Linked DNA regions of Homo sapiens: all the other regions are linked to region 3. Evidence: chromatin loops called from intact Hi-C (ENCODE). Cell type or tissue: PC-9. All regions are shown on one strand. Region 1 has its middle 27 kb from the start of SLC26A9-AS1. Region 2 overlaps PM20D1-AS1 (PM20D1 antisense RNA 1). Region 3 holds the start of SLC41A1 (solute carrier family 41 member 1).

Region 1 (2,500 bases), 95 kb after region 3:
CATGGTCTCGATCTCCGGATCTCGTGATCCGCCCGCCTCAGCCTCCCAAGGTGCTGGGATTACAGGCGTGAGCCACCGTGCCCGGCCTTTTTGCTGTATATATTATACATACCTATGATAAAGTTTAATTTACAAATTAGGCATAGTAATATATTAACGACTAATAATAAAATAGACCAATTATAACAATATACCAGCATCACAATGCTTGTACTTTGGGGTTGTTGTTATTATTATTATTATTGTTTGAGATGTAGTCTCCTTCTGTCACCAGGCTAGAGTGCAGTGGCACGATCTGGGCTCACCGCAACCTCCGCCTCCTGAGTTCAAGCAATTCTCCTGCCTCAGCCTCCTGAGTAGCTGGGACTACAGCCGTGCACCACCACGCCCAGCTAATTTTCGTATTTTTAGTAGAGACCAGGTTTCACCATGTTGGCCAGGATGGTCTTGATCTCTTGACCTTATGATCCGCCTGCCTCAGCCTCCCAAAGTGCTGGGATTACAGGCATGAGCCACTATGCCTGGCCTATTTTGGAGCTATTACTAAGTAAAATAGGGGTTACTTGAACACAAGCACTGTGATACCGTGACAGTTAATTTGATAACTGAGATGCTACTCAGTGACTAATGAGCACATAGTGTATAAGCATGGATATGCTGGACAAAGGGGTGATTCACATTCCAGGCAGAACATACACCAGGATGGTGCAAGATTTCATCATGCTACCCAAAACAGCATGCAATTTAAAACTTATGAATTGTGTATTTCTGAAATTTTCCATTTAATATTTTTCAGACCAGGGTTGACTGCGGGTAACTGAAACTGTGGAAAGTGAAACCCACAGTTTCAGTTATCCGCAGTAAGGACTGACCTTCCTCTATATCTTGTAGGGTCCATCCTCACCTAGAACATAAAGATGTACTTGGGGGCTATTATAGATGTACTTTGGGGCTAACATAAAGATGTTTTAGGCTTATAGCTTTTGCTTTCTTATTAAATTTTCATAGGTTTTCTTGAATAGATGTGTCTTCATTTGCTGTTTGCCCTTGGGACTATTTCTCGAGGCTTTATTTTATTTTATTTTATTTTAGTAATTTTCACCAGTTTCACAGGGGAGCTGGTCAGTGGAACTCCTCACATTGTCATGCCACTTCTGCAGTGTGCCCTCCTCTGGGGGCCAGTAGCCACTACACCTTTCCAGAACTCAGATGTTGGGATGACAACATCAAGGGAAACCAAGGATGTTGGGAATTCCAAGATCAAGGTGCTGGCAGATTTGATGTTGGTGAGAGTCCTCTTCCTCTTCCATAGATAGCTGTCATTTCACTGTAACCTCACACGGCAGAGGGTGAGATATCTCTGGGTCTCTTTTATAAGGGCACTAATCCCATTCATGAGGACTCTACCCTCATGACCTAATCACTTCCCAAAAGCCCTTAATACCATCACCTTGGGGGTTAGGATTTCAACATATGAATTTTGGGGCAAAACACACAGTCTCTAGCAACTAGAAAGCCTTTCTAATTCTCTCTCTCTCTCATCATCGTTGGTATGAGCTCAATTCTTGTTTTTAATGGTTTAAAATTCATCCTTGTATTTAATTATTTTGGTGCTTAAATTGCACGTAGAGACCACTTTGATCTGGTTCCTGTGACCTTGTAACATACTCCCATCAATTTTTTGGAACAATTCCTTGCTTTCTGGTATAAAAATATGTTCCAGACTTATCTTGTATCCAATCCTATCCCCGCCTTGGAATCAACCATTTCTTTTAAGAAGTTCTGTCTCCTTTTAGAAAGGAATGGTGTTAGAAGCTGAAATCTGGGTACTAGATTTGTTCCTTTTTACTGGGTGTCATTACTTCTTGGAACTTTCAGCAGTCAGCACTAGGAAATATATCCATGTACACACCATTGTTCTGGAGGCTGGGAAGTCCAGGATCAAGTTGCTGGCAGATTCGATGTCTAGTTAGGGCCCTCTTCATGCATTGCTTAACAATGGAGACACATTCTGAGAAAAGTCTCTTTAGGTGATTTTGTCATTGTGTGAACCTCATAGAGTGTACTTACACAAACCTAGATGGTATAGCCTACTATACACCTTGACTACATGGTATAGCCTACTATACACCTTGACTACATGGTATAGCCTATTGCTCCAAGGCTAGAAGCCTGTACAGCATGTTACTGTACTGCATACTATAATACAATGCTAAGTATTTGTGTATCTAAACACAGCAAAAAGTACAATAAAAATACAGAACTATAACCTTATGGGATCCCATTGTATATGCGATTGTCATTGACTGAAACATTGTTATGTGGCCCAGGGCTACATACCCGTACATACAAATGTACATACACACATATATACATATTCATACATATACATGTGCACATAAACAGGCACACAAACATACATATACAATTTTGAGGAAATTGTAGAAAAAGGTGAGAAGCGAGTGTTCTTAGTTATAGTAGGATGCCTATTAGGACTAGT
Region 2 (2,500 bases), 76 kb after region 3:
GTATTGATTAAGAAGGGGACAGACTTACCCTCCACTGTAAGTTACCCAAAACTCGGCATCCGTGACAGTTCAGGGGGCTTCTGAGGTGATTGGCAGTGTCAGTGTTCAGCCACTAAGCCAAGAAGACCTGGGAAGGAGACAGTCAGAGCCTTGGGCCAGTTGGACAGTCCAATTTCCAGTGGGGTCCCGCACAGATGGGACACAGCTTAGGAGGAATCCCAGGCTGCAGGCATTCCTTGGCCCAGTGGCCAGACTTCCAGCACTTAAAGCAAGATCCTGGGGGAGGAAGTCCTGAAGGGATGCCTGGCTGCTGTGGCTTAGGCATTTTGAAGTTTTTGTGTGCTGGAGATATGGCTGGGGTTTCTCTCACAGCAGAGGCAAGTAATTGCAACTCTTCTCTATTATCATACACCTTGAAGGTGCAGTTAATTAAGTCCTGTTGTGGGGTTTGAGGGCCAGAATCTAATTTTTGGAGCTTTTTCTAATGTCAGCAGCAGATTGGGTAATAAAATGCATAGAGAATAAGATAGCCTTCTGGCCCCTCTGGGTCTAGGGCAGTAAAGCGTCTAAGGGTTGTTGCCAAATGGGCCATGAACTGGGCTGAGTTTTTATATTTGATGTTAAAAACTGATTTGGGAGAGGTCGGATAAAGAAAAAAAGGAGCATTAACCTTGACTATGCCTTTAGCTCCAGCCACCTCTTTAACAGGAAATTGTTGGGCAGGTGGGGGAGGGCTAGTTGCAGAACGAAACTGTAAGCCAGATTGGGTGTGAGGAGGGGAAGTGATAGAAAGATTATAGGGTGGGGGAGCAGAGGCTGAGGAAGAATTGGGTCCTAGCTTGGCCTGGCGAGGAGCAGCCTGGGGAGAAGGGGAGAGGTCAGATCAGTCTGTAGAAAAGAAGGATTCAAAGGACTCAGAGTTTGGGGTGGAGACTGAAGGAACAGACAGGAGCTAAAGAAGAAAGATTTGGGATGAGTTGCATTGGGCACAGAGACTAGGGAGGGACCAATGTGTATTAGAAGGCCTGGATGTCAGGCACCTCAGACCATTTGCCCATTTTTCAACAAAAATTATCTAGGTCTCGGAGGATGGAGAAATCAAAAGTGCCATTTTCTGGCCATTTAGAACCATTGTCGAGTTTGTATTGGGGCCAAGCAGTGTTGCAGAAGAAAATAAGACATTTAGATTTTAGTTCAGGTGATAGTTGAAGAAATTTTAAGTTCTTGAGAACACAGGCTAAGGGAGAAGAAGGAGGAATGGAGGGTGGAAGTTTGCCCATAGTGAAGGAGGCAAGTTTAAAGAGAAAGGTAGAGACATGGAGAAAGGGTTGGGGAGCAGCCCTGGGCTGCAATGTGGGTGAGCAGCCAAAGCAGGCATCCCCGCAATTGACTTGCCACCAAGGGAATGTGGTTGAATGACCAAGGCAGGCATCCCTGAAGATATCAGACGCCAATGGAATGTGGGTGAATAATCAGGCAGGCATCCCCGGAATGATTAAACACTAAGGGAAGGCTGCCTTCCTGAGTACATGACCAGCACCAGAGTTTTGGGTCCATGGATAAAATGTGTCTCCTTTGTCTCTACTAGAAAATGAAAGGAATTGAAATTAAGAGAAGAGAGGGAGTGAAGGGTGGCACCAAGAATGAAAGGAGAAAGAGGTTGAGGGATAGTGAGAAAGGTTGGAGAAGAGAGTAAAAAGAGGCCACTTACCCGATTTAAAATTTGTGAGATGTTCCTTGGGCTGGTTGGTCTGAGGACCAAAGGTCGTAGGTGGATCTCTTCATGGAGTGAGGGTGAGGACAGGGGACAGTCTCCTGAAGGAGTCCTGCTGACCTGGGTCTTTGGCACCAAATGTGTCATGCATCCATGTGAAGAGACCACCAAACAAGCTTTGTGTGAGCAACAAGGCTGTTTATTTCACCTGGGTGCAGACGAGTTGAGTCCAAAAAGAGAGTCAGCCCAGTCTATATCTTTTAAATGGGAAAATTCAATCTATTTACATGCAACGTTATTCTTGATAGGTGAGTACTTACATCTAGCATTCTATTATTTTCTGCTTGTTTTGTATATCCTTTGTTCCTTCCTCTCTTACTGTTTACTTTTGTGGTTGGGCAGTTTTCTGTAGGGATAAGATTTGAGTCTTATCTCTTTCTCCCTATGTGTTAGCTTTACCAGTGAGTTTTTATAGTTTCACATATTTTTATGATGCTGGTTATCATCTTCTCTGTGGGGAACAGGCCCCCCAAAACCTGGCCATAAACTGGCCCCAAAACTGGCCATAAACAAAATCTCTGCAGCACTGTGACATGTACATGATGGTCTTAACGCCCACGCTGGAAGGTTGTGGGTTTACCAGAATGAGGGCAAGGAACACCTGGCCCACCCAGGGTGGAAAACCGCTTAAAGGCATTCTTAAACCACAAACAATAGCATGAGTGATCTGTGCCTTAAGGCCATGCTCCTGCTGCAGATAGCTAGTCCAACCCATCCCTTTATTTC
Region 3 (2,500 bases):
AACAAAAGTAGCAATAAAAAAAACCCAAAACAAAAACCAAAGCACCGTAAGCCAATATGCACTTGCTCCAAATGCATCTCTTTAGCTGTAATGGCTCCACTTCTCTGCCTAAAGGAATCCCCAGGCTTCCTAATTCCTGATGGACTCCCATCCTATTCCATTTCACCAGAAGAGCTCTTATTCGTAAAAAATAAATTTAAAGAGAGTTCCACCAGGTAAGAGGAACAGGTCCTTAAGTATTCCAAACACACACAATTAGTCAAGTTCAGTTTAGGAAAGGAGGTATCAAACCCCAGGAACTGGCCCAGGAGAACTGTTTCCTCTATCAATTCAGTCACCCACCAGGACTCCCTTTTCCAATCTCCTTAAACACAGTACTGTGGTTCTTTCAAACTCCCTCACCAGAGATCCAGGAGGAAACCTCTGAGTCCAGTGCCCCTATGCCAGAAAAGTTTCTGAGTCCGCTAAAAGCTGACACCCCCGCCTCCCTCCTGTGTTCCTGGCAGGCCACTGAACCTGAGAGGGGGCTCCCAGGAGGGGAAGCCAGTCCTCCCTCACCACTCCCCCTGTAAAGAGACTTCAGACAGGCCTAAGGCCCTGGGACGAAAGAAGCAAAAGTGAACCAGGACGCCCTATCCCCTCCTCCCAGGCGGGGACAAAAAAGACCCATTTTAGTATCCCCAACCCCGAGGAGGGAGAGAAAGTAACTGGGTGGCCTCCTCAGTCTCTCCACCACTCAGATTCAGCAAATGCGCTGCGCGCCAGGACTGCCGCCCTCCACCACCCCCTCCCCGCCCCAGGACCCCACAGGACTGACCTGCCCCTCGCCTGGGAGGAAGGGGGGCGCCTGGCAAGTGGCAGCGTGGCCCGTGGTCTCGGGGGGTGCAGGGCACCCCCTCTTCTCATCACTCCTCCTCGACAGTCCTCCTTGGCCCCCGGCGTGCCCCCCCACACCCCCAGCCAAGGCGAGCGTCCAGCCGCGACACCCGGCTCGCTACATTTCGCTTCTGCGTTACAGCGAGGCCGCCGCTCCGCTTCCACGCGGGGGAGGTGGCCGGGGAGGGCAGGATATATCGCTTCGGGCCCGGCGGGGGGGCACCCGGACGGGGGACCGGGGAGCCGAGCTCACGCGCCCCCAATCGCTTCTTGCCCGCGGACTCGGGCCCAACTGGTTGGCTGCCGGTGGCAAACGTGATCTGGGGCAGACTGGGTGGCACCCCCCCCGCTCCATCAAAAATAGATTCTCGGATGGACAACAGCAGCAGCCAATCAGGGACTGGGGAGGGGGCGGGATCAACCTCGGCCCGGCCCCCTTCCTTCGCTTCGTGCCCAGGAGGCGGGGCGCCGGGGAAACGCAGTAGGAGGAGTGACGGGAACCGGGAGCCGGCTCCATGCGCCTGGAGCGCGCGGGTCCCAGCGCCCATCGGCCCGGGGTCCGAGGGGCCCGCTGCCCGGGCTCGCTGCGTGGTGCTACCGCCCCCGGGCCCGCTGCGCCGCGTCGGAGCCCCAGCAGACTTTGAGAGGCGTGTGCGACAGTGCGCGTCCTCTCCTGCCTCTGGATGTTTCCTTGGAGCCTCTGGCCTTCGGGAAGACCGGTAAACGTCCCTGTGGAGCCAGCCAGCCAGCCACCTCTGACCCCCGGGCTCAAGCAGCCAGCCGCGTGCTCCCTCCTCCCACTTGGTACCCGGACAGAACAGTCCCTACCTTGCTCTTCTCCCGCCGGCTCGTCACTTTAGGCTCCCTCCAGATTCCGCGTTCCTTGAGCAAATGGCTCACCCCTGACGAATCCGGCCTTAAAAAAGTCCCGGCCTTGAAAGGGGTGGAGACTGGCGGGCGGGAGCGAAAGGAGGTCAGACCCATGGCTGGGGTCGCACACGCATCACCTGAGGTCGGAGAGGAGGGGAGCCTCACTTCCTCTGACCCACTGAGCCTGGTGGCAGCGTGCGGAGAGATGTCACCATCCCGGACTAAATGAAATCCAACTTTCCCTGACGCACCTTGTGGGATCAAAGAGGGGTGTTCCCATGCTCACCTTTCGCCACTTCCTCCCTGGGGTATCTCCACCTCTCCAACACAAGCTCAATGCCAGTTCTCTTTGGGATGTTTTTGTGCAGGGGGTGTGACCTCCCTCATAAAGGAACCCCCACTCCCAAGTTTTCCCCTCTTGTCAGTGGAACCTGTGACCAACGGTTCCTTCCTGTCCTTTTCCTCCCTGAAAGTAGCCCGGGGGCATTCGAACATGGCTCTAGACCCCTGAATAGGGTTTGGAGCGGAGATGTGCCTGGGGAGAAGAGATCGCAGTGCTGTGTATGAAGCTTTGGGCACGTGCTCACAAGAGCACACACAGCAACCTGAGCAGGTCATTCCTTTTGATAAGGATGACAAATACACATACCAAACCCTGTTCCCCTCACCCACCCCAAACCAGTACCCCCAGGATGATTCCAGATCAGCTCTGGAGCATTTGCATCAAGGGCCTGCAGACTCACAGGACCTACTA

The links. A loop is a pair of places that touch in the nucleus more often than their neighbours do. Peaks named below come from ENCODE experiments on the same cell type or tissue, not always from the same donor. Only the 100,000 strongest peaks of a DNase experiment are listed, where the experiment ranks them.
Region 1: a loop joins it to region 3, with 5 times the contacts of the local background. A loop is called at or near these places in 39 of 110 quality-filtered maps.
Region 2: a loop joins it to region 3, with 8 times the contacts of the local background. A loop is called at or near these places in 3 of 110 quality-filtered maps.

Annotation. Positions count from the first base shown.
Region 1 is chr1:205,906,792-205,909,291 of GRCh38, forward strand. No RefSeq gene overlaps it. Among named protein-coding and RNA genes, the nearest start is that of SLC26A9-AS1, 27 kb to the right of the region's middle. In PC-9, a CTCF peak has its summit at 1,187 (motif pointing left); no DNase peak of the experiment used is centred here; H3K27ac peaks cover 435 bases.
Region 2 is chr1:205,888,465-205,890,964 of GRCh38, forward strand. The region is part of intron 1 of PM20D1-AS1 (PM20D1 antisense RNA 1); the gene reads left to right. Among named protein-coding and RNA genes, the nearest start is that of PM20D1-AS1, 28 kb to the left of the region's middle. In PC-9, no CTCF peak of the experiment used is centred here; a DNase peak (open chromatin) is centred at 1,477.
Region 3 is chr1:205,811,991-205,814,490 of GRCh38, forward strand. It overlaps SLC41A1 (solute carrier family 41 member 1), which reads right to left and starts at 1,208. Exons shown (of 11, transcript NM_173854.6): 1 at 818-1,208. RefSeq lists silencers at 939-1,198, 1,339-1,568 and an enhancer at 1,002-1,502. In PC-9, no CTCF peak of the experiment used is centred here; DNase peaks (open chromatin) are centred at 1,251 and 1,771; H3K4me3 peaks cover 2,500 bases; H3K27ac peaks cover 364 bases.